Regions from separate parts of the Homo sapiens genome. Here region 2 is linked to region 1. Evidence: chromatin loops called from intact Hi-C (ENCODE). Cell type or tissue: MCF 10A. All regions are shown on one strand. Each heading gives the region's core, and the rest is flanking DNA. Links, peaks and the distances in the headings are about the cores only.

What was found. A loop is a pair of places that touch in the nucleus more often than their neighbours do. Peaks named below come from ENCODE experiments on the same cell type or tissue, not always from the same donor. Only the 100,000 strongest peaks of a DNase experiment are listed, where the experiment ranks them.
Region 2: a loop joins it to region 1, with 9 times the contacts of the local background. A loop is called at or near these places in 10 of 110 quality-filtered maps.

Annotation. Positions count from the first base shown.
Region 1 is chr12:65,600,014-65,605,940 of GRCh38, reverse strand. The region is part of intron 1 of MSRB3-AS1 (MSRB3 antisense RNA 1); the gene reads left to right. LINC02454 (long intergenic non-protein coding RNA 2454) reads right to left here and starts at 3,072. Exons shown (of 3, transcript NR_146529.1): 1 at 2,960-3,072. In MCF 10A, for the core only: a CTCF peak has its summit at 3,284 (motif pointing left); DNase peaks (open chromatin) are centred at 1,810, 2,240 and 3,220.
Region 2 is chr12:66,104,495-66,110,421 of GRCh38, reverse strand. No RefSeq gene overlaps it. Among named protein-coding and RNA genes, the nearest start is that of LLPH, 23 kb to the left of the region's middle. RefSeq lists an enhancer at 2,631-3,132. In MCF 10A, for the core only: a CTCF peak has its summit at 2,822 (motif pointing right); a DNase peak (open chromatin) is centred at 2,801.

The sequences.
Region 1 (5,927 bases), core at 509-5,508:
CTGGGTTCACATGGTAGCCCCAACACTTACTAGCCATGTGACTTCAGACAAATTACTTATCCTTTCTGTGTCTTAGTTTCCTCATCTACACAATGGGATAATAATAATAATACTAATACCTACTTTATAGAGTCATTGTGAAGATTAAATGAGTTACAATGAGTCAAAAATGCTAGCTATTATTATCTCTGCAAGGTAAAGGGTTATTGCCAGATAATTTTTGCAGTTAGTCCTATATTTCAGCTCTTGAAACACTGTAGGTCTTCCATAGATGTGTATGGATTCAAACTGAGAGTCCAATTCTTAAATCAGTTAACTCATGTCCCCAAGTAACAACTTCTGTTTATTACATATCCTAAACATAAGTTCACAGAGTACCTGCTAAAACTTTCCTTTTCTCTTCTGAACTTTCTAGAGGTCATCACTGCCACTTTGTGAACAACACAAAGAAGTCTCAGACCAATATCTCTTCCTATCTCCTTTCTTGTGTGTGCCTCAATTTCCTCATTTCCTCATTGTTCACTGCTAAGTTAATCTCTGCATGCACATACATGCACACAATTTTAACTTCTTTTCTCTTTTCCTTTTATCCCATTTCTTGTCTTCTTTTCCTAATAGTGGTGGAAGTTGAGCAGGGGCCAAGGCTTTTCTCTCTGTTTCCTCCTTTAGTCATAAGTAAGCAGATGAAATTAAGTATCATCTATTTTTAGAGTTTCCAAAGTACGTCAAAGCCTTCTACAGAAATGACATAAAAGTCTCCAACTACTATCTCAAGTATCTATAATCGAAACTGGTTTTCCTGATGTCAGCATCTAAAACAGCCTCTAAATCAATCAGTTACTTTTGAGCCAGTTAACTAATAATAACAAAATTAAAATAATAATTTTTAAGTGCACAATAGGCTGCTACACTATGGGTTAAATAGCACTTAAAGGGTGGCCTGGGAACTAACTCCTATGGGTAGCACTGTTTTTATGGGAAAATACACTCCAAATTCCAGACAACTCATTTATCCACTAACTTTTGGAATATGACCCTTTAGTAAGTTGGAGACTGACTAAAAATACCTAATATTTTGGTGAATTTTTTATCAATGCATTAAAAATACATTCTTATGTTTTATCTTAATAAATTGAAGCAAATTCTAGCCTACTTTTCCATAAGAATTGCTTTCCTGACCTCAGAAGCATAATTGAAAGAGGGCTTGTGGATTTTCTGCAAAGAAAGGGCCTGGCTATTTTAATTAGCTTAACGTATGTAAGATCAATTATTTTGAGACAGTAGACAAACAAAATCATTCATAAGGTTGGCAGGTTTGTGCAAATGATTTCACAAGGGTAAATCATTTTCAGGTTACATAGGACAGATGTGTGCAGTGTATGTGAGAATGTTTGGAAAATATTTTGGATGCTTTTCAAAGGCATACACTACATGTGGAATTAACTGAAATTGGTTTCTTTAATTATTTCTTTCTTACCCACACAATAATGATGGGTTCCTACTTACAGGGTGATGTGACATTTATATGCCTAGAAGTTTCCTTTCCTTTTGACCATTTTTTAAAAGATGCAATATTTTTCCTTCAACATTAGAAGTTGGGTCCCCTGTAAGGCCTTATACAAGAGAATGAGAGTTGAAGAAATACATTTATGGTGGATAGGCTGTTTGAAACTCATTTTAGCTAAAACAGAAAAACTGCAGCTTGTGGAGTGGCAAGGGCCCAGAATTGGCCAGAAGTCATGAATTTTGGCTCTAACTCCTGAATTGAGTGGCTTTGAGCAAGTCACTTACCTCAGAGCCTCATTATTTTTATCTACACAATCAGGGGTTTGGCATCTATGACTTGAAATTCCTTTCCAGCACTATGTTTTGTTTCTGTGGTTGGTAACAATGTAAGAATTTTGGGGGACGCATTCTTCCAAACTCTTGTTTTTCCACTCACATCATTTCAGTAGAGAGCTGACTGCCAATATCACAATAACTTTTTTTTCGATTCATATCAACTTTAAAATGTGTTTTTAAAAATGGCAAGTTAGGTGTCTGTGAATAACAACTGATATTTTCCAGAATTTTTCCTTCCTTCCTTCCTTCCTTCTTTCCCTTCCTCCTTCCCTCCCTTCCTCCCTCCCTCCCTCCCTTCCTTCTTTGAAAGCCTTTTAAGAGGTGAACACAACAGTTTTGGCTTGGGACACAGCTCTGCGGGTCAGGATCTAACAAAGGGAAATCCCCGATGTGCTGGAACCTTACAGCTCCAGGAACCGGCTGTTTATGAAAGCTGAAGTACCGCTAGAGTGAGCAAAGAAGCCACTTGTGATTCCAGCCAATTGTCCCCAGTCCAGACCATTCAGAGGAAAGAGTTCTGCCGGTCTTCTGCATCCAGTTGCCAAAACCCAGGAGGTGCAGCACCTGCTTAGGAAAGCCATAGTGCATGGGGAAATGACCGCTGAGGGGGCCACACTTTCCCTTTTGCATTGGCAAAACTGTTGCTTTCTTACCTTTTAATACTCTTTCTCCGGATTTTGAGAATCCGACTATTTAAAGATTGCTTTCATACATTTAGTTTCTGCCCCACCCCACTACAGCCCCCTTAGGTTTCTTAACTTTTAAGACTTATGATAAATGAGGGTGGGACTGGGTGGGGAATGGGGTAGATGGGAGGGCTGGGAGGACTGGGAGAGTTGGAGTGGGGGATGGAAGATAAGGGTAGGGTGGAGCAGGAAGGGAAGGGTGGAGACGAAGGAATGAAAAAATGAATAACCCAGTGAAGCAAATGAATGGAGCAGCAGCCAAATAAGCAAACAAAACAAACATTTATTGACCGTCTGTCACTTGCTAGGTGTTGTGATAGACAGCAGGCAAATAGCTATGAGCCATGCAGCCAGGTCCTTGCCTTGTGAAATTTACAGTCCAAAGTGGGCGGATATCAAACAAATAATTAAGCAAATACTTTAATACTTACAACTGTGACACAATTGCCATGAAGAAATATAAGGGGCCCTCGCCCTAGTCCAGGAGGTGAGGAGGACGATGTTCAAGCTGGATTATTTCCATGCCATTTTCCAAATTGAAATCTCAAAGTAAATTATATTGCAATATGATGTATGTTTTTTCCAAGTGAAACCCAAGCACACATCCTGCTCTGCCCCACCCTCCGCCCCCACACGGGAAGCTCTCGGGATCAGCCTGGGTGTTCTGTGGTTCTGACGCCATCCTGAGAGCTCCACTGCCACACTCCTTCCCCTGCCTCCTAAATTCGATGTGGAGCGCCACCTAGAGTTTGGCTGACACATTCCCATAACCATAGGGTACAAGGATACTTTGAAATCTAGGATATTTGCTAAGTTTTGAAAATTGAATAAATAAATAATCCATTGGAAAAAATGAATAGCGAGTGAATGAGCAAAGCAGCAGGCAAATATACAAACAGGACAAACACTTTCATTCACTGTCATTGTCATCCAGCGTGAATTCAAAAGACTCCAAGTTTTCTAAAAAGAATGGCTTTCTCTAGGAGCTTTCCAAGATTTGTTTTGCAAAGCTGCCAAGGAGAATACTAGACAATGAATCGGAAGTAGCAAGTCTCACGGTGATATCCAAAGTGTTTTTCATCCAAACCTCAGAGCAAGAAGGTTCCAGGAAGATGCCTAAGTCAAATTAAGATGTTAAGTCAAATTTACCTCGTTCTAATAACTACCCAATAATTTATTGAACAGTCTATATTACTGAAATACCTATGGCATTAAGATAGAACCAACTGTTGTGATTTATGGAGTAGGCTAACATTGCAGCTGTTAAGGAAATGAAAAAATGTATGGGATCTGTCATTTTTAAATCACCTTTAAACAAGATATCCAGCTCTGTAACCACATTCCAATTAGTCTTACAAGAAAAGCCAAGCACAGTTACATTTCAAAAATGTTATCGCATATATAAAGAAGGAACTTATCTTTCTCTCTTACATTAGCCCTACTTTTCTCTACCAAAAACTTGCCCCAGAGAAAAACATATTCAGGTAAAGAAAAGTCATATCCATCCCCTCCATTCATTAATTTCATTTAACCAACATTTGTCGATCACCTCCGGTGGTACTACAGAGATGTTGGGATATCCTGCTTCATGATCTAGTTGGAGTAGATAGCAGATGCCAAGAAAGTGGACATGACAAAACTATGCTATTTCTAAATGCTATCTAGAAATAAGGAGAAGCACAAGGTGTCAAGGGCACTGCTGAGAGGCTCCTGACCAATTTGGAGCAGTCGGACAAGGCGTCTCCTGGATTACAGTGCTGTGTCTTCAAGTATCAACTTCCCGGAAGGCTAAGTTAAACAAAAGAAACTTACAAACCCAGAATGGTGAAGATATCACTTCTACTGAAAACTTTTCCATCTGAGATACAGTGATCTGGGCCAAAAGAACATAATGAAAATGAATAATTCTGAAATATAAGATCCAGGAGTATTGAAACGATTTTGATCTTGTCTGTCCTGTAGTGCTATCACTCTCCATATTGTCCAGCATATAATAGGTATTCAATAAAGATTTGTTGAAAGCTGGACAAATGCTGAACAGAAACCCCAATATGCATAGTAAAAAAACAAATCAGTCGATGTATATTTCAGTCATCTGTAGTTTAGTGACAGATGGTTTATCCACATGTTTTCTGAAAAGCCTTCAATGGTTATTTTATACTCCACCAAATTTCAGTGCTTCTGCCTATTTTTAAGTTGCCTACCTCAACCCAGTTCCTTTCTGTGTCTCCAAATGTGTTTCCTCCTACTCTTCAACATGAACTGCCTTTGCCATTCATGTTGGTTTGTTTATGGTCCCACCAACACTATGTGCATTCCTATTTGCAAAAATCCACTGTTTTGATTTCCCTCACCTAGCTGCATCCTCCTCTCCTCTTCTCCTCCATCCTTTCTCCAGATCTATGGAAATTCTCCCCATTCTTCAAGAACCATCTTGAGCTCACATTGCTTTCTCTGACTAATCCATTCTCTCTCAAATTCATATAAACTCTACAGTTTATGCCATATTAATGAACCTTCATTACATAACCCTCTTACATCATTCATTTTTATGTATGTTAGTCTTATTTTATTAACTAAACCCTAAACTCCTAAAAGGTTATGGTTCATGCCTTATTCTTCATCTATATCAAATACCCACTTGGCTGGCAAAGAGATTCTGAAATGAGGCAGTGGTGGAAGATAAGAGTGGAAGAAAAACTGGGTCTAAATCATGGAAAACCTTGAATGCTGTATCAAAAGATTGTCATTAGCCTTAAGGCAGAAATAAGATTGTGTTCCTCCACCATGTCAGTCAGAAGAAAGGAAAGCCTTTCCAAGAAACGTCCTTCTCCATAGTTACTTCACCATTATTGGTCAAGTACCAATCACTAGTTATAAAGACAAAGTATGGAGAAGGAAAAATTTAGTAAATACCTTCTCTGAGTTTTCAGCATCTTGATTTCCATGTTTCATAGAGTTTTCTGAAAGTGACTGTGTGTGTTAGGTAAGTAGTTAACTGAATATTCTGCACTTAATTTCTCCAGTCTCCATTATTTCAAAAGATTGGGTCTGCTGGTCTTCATGAGATTTCAAAGATCTTTGTTCCACCCAAGGTATGGAGAGAGTTGACAGGGCTGGTGATTCTGCTCTTGACAGAAATGGGCAGAGCAAGTGTCTAGGTCATTTGGGAGAAGTGATAAAATAATTAAAAATAAAATTAAATAATGGGCTAATAGAATTGTTTGTTTAATGAAGTCTTCTCTAGGGAGGCAAAAATTTCAGTAAGAACTTAATTAAAAAGAAAATTTTAAAACTTCATAGGTAAATGCTTTTGGTAAAAGCCCTCTTCTGTGTGGAGCAATGCCATAAACCAAAACTGCATCTTTGAATCCAGATAATTTAAATGAGCAAAACCTA
Region 2 (5,927 bases), core at 598-5,597, 500 kb before region 1:
GGGACTACAGGCATGTGGCACCAAGCCCGGCTAATTTTTTTTGTATTTTTAGTAGAGATGGGGTTTTGCCATGTTGGTCAGGCTGGTCTCGAACTCCTAACTTCAGGTGATCTGCCCACCTCGGCCTCCCAAAGTGCTGGGATTACAGGCGTGAGCCACCACACTCGGCCATGACATCTATTATTTTGTTTGATGGTTTAACTTCTGAATTTTGGGGGGTTGTATATTTCATAACTTTGGCACTATATTTTAAGTTTCTCCAGGGAGGAGACCATTCTGTGGTTTGATACATCCTACATTAAAATCAGATAAAGAACATGCATTTCTTAAAGGACCTGATACATATTTGGAACTCCTTAAAATCTTTCTTTTTACTTTCTGTTTCTTCCAGCATTACCCAACATGATATCACACAGATAGCAGTCATCCCATAGTTTACTACTTAATAAATTGGTTAGTCTATTGATTCCAGCTTTCCAAAGGGCCTATTATTTTAAAATATTTGACACTAGAATATTTGAACTATTTATCTTCCCTATAACCACTGATATTCTAATTATGATATATTCGGTCCTGATCTTGAGCTATCACACAAAGTTATCAATTTCTAACAACCCTGCATAATGAAAAGATTTCAGGAGCAGAAGATGAAATTTTTTCTTGCCAAATTATATCTTTCTCTGTGGGCCTGTAGTAATTTGCATTGCTGGTTTACGTAGTACAATATTTTAGTGTGTGCTTATTATACTATCTTAACTCCCTGAGATTTACCAAGGACAAATGTGATTTTAATATTATATTGTATTTCATTTCACAGGTTTGTTTCATAACCTCAATAGTTATTTCTAGTTGTGATTCTGTTTCCTTTCTAAATGTGTTAATAAAATGCTTGCATTAAGATTGGCTTGACTCCAGAATCTGATATGGTCATGCTTCAAGTAAGTGATAAAACTCATGACAATATGGCACTTGGAGATGTTTGAATGCATCCTAACTATACAAGTGGGGAAATTCTTAGGTCCTTACAGAGTTAAATTAAGGTCAGACCTGGTTTCCGACACGAAGTTCAGATGTATTGGCAGATCCCCATGCTTGCATTTATTATACTGTAATTTGGGGCTTAAAGAGTTATATCCAGTCCATCCCCAACATCTGGATAGTGTTTATAACGATCACATTTGATCCTAATGTAATTTTGTTGGGGAATTCACTAGAATTCCTCTGTTGGCTACATTACAACTGAACATGAGATCTGCTAAAATATTACTAAAAAACTAGTGAATATCCATAGAGAATACAAAAATAGTTAGATTTCATCTCCCCTCCCCTTCCCTTCCCCGGCCAATAGCCACTAGCCCATCATACTCCCCTATCTGGGCTTCCTTGTTTCCATTGATAGAATGGGGGTGATGCTTTAATAGCAGCTAACATTTGTCAAGGGTTTTGAATCCTGAAAAGCAGAGCAGGCACAAAAATCTTTCAAGGATGATTATTGTATGTGTGCAACCTCAATGGCAGTGTCACAGACTCAACTGATGTAGATGACATGGGCATGATGGCAATTTTTCCTTTCATTTTCATTTTGATTTAGATGCTATTGCATAGAGTTAGGAAGACATTATTTGGGAAAGTAGAGCCAAAGGATTGGTTTTAACCACCCTTCCCCCATCAATGGAAGCCCCAAATGAATCAAACGGAACCTTTTAAGGTTGTAAAGGGAGCCTTTAATTATGTGAGATTGACAAGGGGGACATTTGGGAAGTTTGGCAATGCAGTTTCAGGGCCTCCCAGCCCTGCCAGCAGGAAGATTATTAACATATTTCATGTAATTTGTGCATTGCTATGTACCCTCCTCATGAAATAATTTTAGCATTCAAAAAGAGACAGCTGGGAAGAGGAAAAGACAGATAGGGAAGGACAGAGACTGTAAGAGTCTTTAGAAAGGGAAAATTATTTCATTAAATCTAAAGAGCATATGCTTTTCTGATGTATACCATATGCAAGTCTATGCAAATTATTTAATAGCACTGCACTCAGAGTAATTTCCATTTCCTCCCTAGCTTGTGACGGGACTATTCCTTTTAATCAGATTAGATGACATTCTCCGCAAACTTTTGGGGGTTTTAACTTAATTTGCCATGCTAAGTAGTTAGGGTAATTTGAAATAAAGCAATCAGTGGGCAGAAAAGAATGAAGCCAAACCTCGTTTCTGTCTTTGAGATGAGAGGCTGGCCGGCTGTGTGAGCCCCACAGGACTTCTTTCTCTTCTTCTCTCCTGCTCCTCAGCACCTGAGACCTCAGCAGAGTTTCCAATGGTCAGTTGTGTTGTTTTGATGGCACCTAATCAGGTCTGTTTCCCATCCATGGGGCTCGCGTGCGATGCTGCATTCCATTAGGCCTCCACTGTCACAATTTATGGTGCTGCCTCAAGTAATGATGGAAAAATGAATTCACATTCCTTAAAAAATTTTTCACCTGGGGAGGTCGTGGACACCTAAAGGGGTCTTTGAAATGGTCTGAAGGGGCCCTGCAGATATTCCATTCTAGAGGTTCTGGAGAAAGGGAGCTATAATCATCTAGTACCATGGATGGACAAGAGTTATCAAGGAAAGTCCTGGCAGGAAAGAATTCACATGGGACGCACGCCTGAAGGGACAGCAACCGATCAAGGGCGGCTGTGCTGCAGTAGTGCCAGCCCTTGGCAAAACTGTGAAGCTTGTTTTGGGGCATTGCTCACAGTTCTGCAAGCGGTGTGTTTGTTGCACAATCCCAGAGGGTCCATTGTCTTGTAGTCATAGGGCAATCTGTGTGTTAATACCAAATTTTTCCAGCAGATGGCAGTAAAGGGTCTTGAGGAAGGAGTGACTTCTAAAATCTTATCAGGTTGCAGTTTGGACTAGACTAGAGGGCCATCGGCCTTCCCTTTCACGGTTCTCTGTTTTACGGATGGCGGTGTTTGAGGAAAGGGAAGATTTTAATTGCTTAAACGAATTCCCTGCAAAGTGTTAGCAGATGAGGTTTAAATATCATCTATATTAGGGCTGTTAGGGATTTACTAGCCACCAAGATATAAAAGAGAGAACTTTAATGGTGAAATTTCATGCACTGAGACAAAGAGAAAAAATTGCTTTTTCCTTTCTTTCCTTTTTTTCTTCACACCCACCTTCCTTCCAAGACAATGCTTCAGCTGGGATCTTGGTTTTGAGGCACCGAGGTCGGCTCCCAGGATCTGTTCCTGTAGCACATGGAGGCACTTCTTATCAAAGATTTTTGAATGTAAACAGGCTGCAATCAATTAACTCTTTAAAAATTACTAAGGGCAGGCCGGGCGCCCAGCAATTTGGGAGGCTAGGGTGGGCGAATCACGTGAGGTCAGGAGTTCGAGGCCAGCCTGACCAATATGATGAAACCCGTCTTTACTAAAAATACAAAAAAATTAGCCAGACATGGTAGCATGTGCCTGTAATCCCAGCTACTGTCTCAGAGGCTGAGACAGGAGAATCACTTGAATCTGGGAGGCAGAGGTTGCAGTGAGCCGAGATGGCGCCATTGCACTCAAGTCTGGGCAACAAGAGTGAAACTCCGTCTCAAAAAAAAAAAAAAAAAAAAATTACTAACGACATCATATAACCAATCCAGGATCCTTCCTACATGCAGGGAGGAAAGAGGAATAAAGTTTTCTGAGTGCCTATTGGGTCTTTCCTTTCATTATTTTTCTTAATCCTGGATGCCATCCTTTTAGGTGGTTATCATTTTCCTCATTTTACATAGAAGTAAATGGGTAGTCAGAGAAGGTAAGGCACCTCCAGGAAGTCTCCCAGTTAACATGTGGATTCAAATCTTTTATTTATTTATTTTTATTTTATTTTATTATTATTATTTTTTAATAGAAATAAAGATGGATGTCTCACTATGTTGCCCAGGCTGGTCTCAAACTCCTGAGCTCAAGCGATCTTCCCCTCTTACCTCCCAAGGTGCTGGGATTACAGGCGTGAGCCACGGAGCCCTTCCTGGATCCAAATTTTCACCTGTCTGATCCCAAAGCCCAGCCTCATGTCAGTAGAGTGCTCTACCACATAACTACTAAAGATAGGACTAAAGATGACTTCTTTTTTATTATTTTGAGTTTTTTGTTGTTGTTGAATAGGCAAAATATATACATGTACGACAAATTCAAATACACAGTCGCAAATACATTTCTCTGGTTTCATGCCTTGTCTGGGGCCACCCTCCCACAGGCAACCACAGTTATAGTTTCCTATGTAGTCTTTCAGAAACGTTTTGGGCTTTTATAATATAAGCATATACATATATATCCTTTTTTTCCTTACATAAATGGTAGCTCACGAAACACACTGTTGCGTCTGTCTTTTTTCACTTAACAGCATATCTTGGAGGTGGGCTAAATAATTCTCTTTAAGAGCTTCAGAGTTGGAAATACTTTCCATCTTATGTATGTACCATAATTTTATTTAACTGAAATTGATCTATTTAACTGATATATTTATTCAAATGAGATTGATGACCCTTACAAAGATTACATTGTTAAATGACCATATTCCACTCAGTGTAGCCAGCCTTCAAAACCTTGCTGATGAATGAATGCCTCAAAATTGCAATAAGCATATGGCTTCCCAGAGTGACTTAATATCGGGTAAGCTTCTGAAAAGTTTATTTTGTGCTTTAAAAAGTATTCTCATTTCTAACATATGCATTTGCATGTGCACACACATACATTCTCACCACTTGAACCAGAATTAAAGGTTACCAATGAAAGAGACCAGGGTCTCAAGATGTTCAAGAAAAGTGAGCAGTGCTTATTGGATCTTTATCCCTCTTTTATAGTAGTGAGACAATAAAACAGAGTCTGTGGTCTGTCTAAACCTCAACTCAGCTTCTTTGGAGTAGGATGATTTGGATCAGTAAGAATCAAGTAGGAGTAGATCAGCCTTCCGGGAGAGACAGAGAAGGAAATCACAAAAGAAGCAATTCTATAATCTCTATAGATAAAGAAGGAAATTCCTTTTTAATCCAGTAAACTTTAAGCTATTTAGATAGAAAGAGTCTTTTCATGGCTAATGTGAATGCCAGTCTGCTTTCTATGTTGACACCTTATGAATTGTAACTCTAAAAGTGCTCATCATGGACGAGGTTCTCTACAAAATTTAAAAAAAAATTAGCCAGGTGTGGTTGTGCACACCTTTACTACCAGCTACTCAAGAGGCTGAGATTGGAGGATTGCTTGAATCAAGGAGTTTGAGGCTGCAGTGAGCTATGATCACGTCACTGCACTCCAGCCTGGGAGACAGAGAGAGACTCTCTCTAAAATTTTCTTTTTTTAAAAAAGGACCCAGGAGTTCCTTAAAAGATGGAATTTATATCCCATTAACTTTGTATGCTCCCCAGAAGTTATAGGAAGCTTCTCTGTGTATGTGTGTGTGTGCACGTGCACGCGCGCGTCTGTGTGTGTGTGAGAGAGAGAGAGACAGCGAGAGAGAGGAGAGAGAGAGAGAGACGGAAACAGAGACAGACAGAGAGAGCACACAGCACTTATTCTCCCAATATCCACCTGTATTTAATGACAGGCCCTGTCTAGGAATTTCCAAGATGTCAGTGGGATATCCATGATGATGAGACTTTCCAATATTCCACATAGTTACGTACATTTCTTCCTTTGTTGTATACTCTCTATTCAAATGGCAAATCTATTTGCCCTATTTCCCAGAGCTGACTTAACCCATTGCAAGCAGCAATTTGATTTGGAAGTCTAGGATCAAGGTTGGTATCCTCCAGCAACAACTGTTCCTACTGCTCCTCCCCACACCGTGGGATTATTCACACCACATGCACTCCATCTCTGTACTCGTCCCTTGCCCTCTTATCTTAAGGCTGTGATACAAACCTCTGGATGGGTGGAGGCCTCTTGC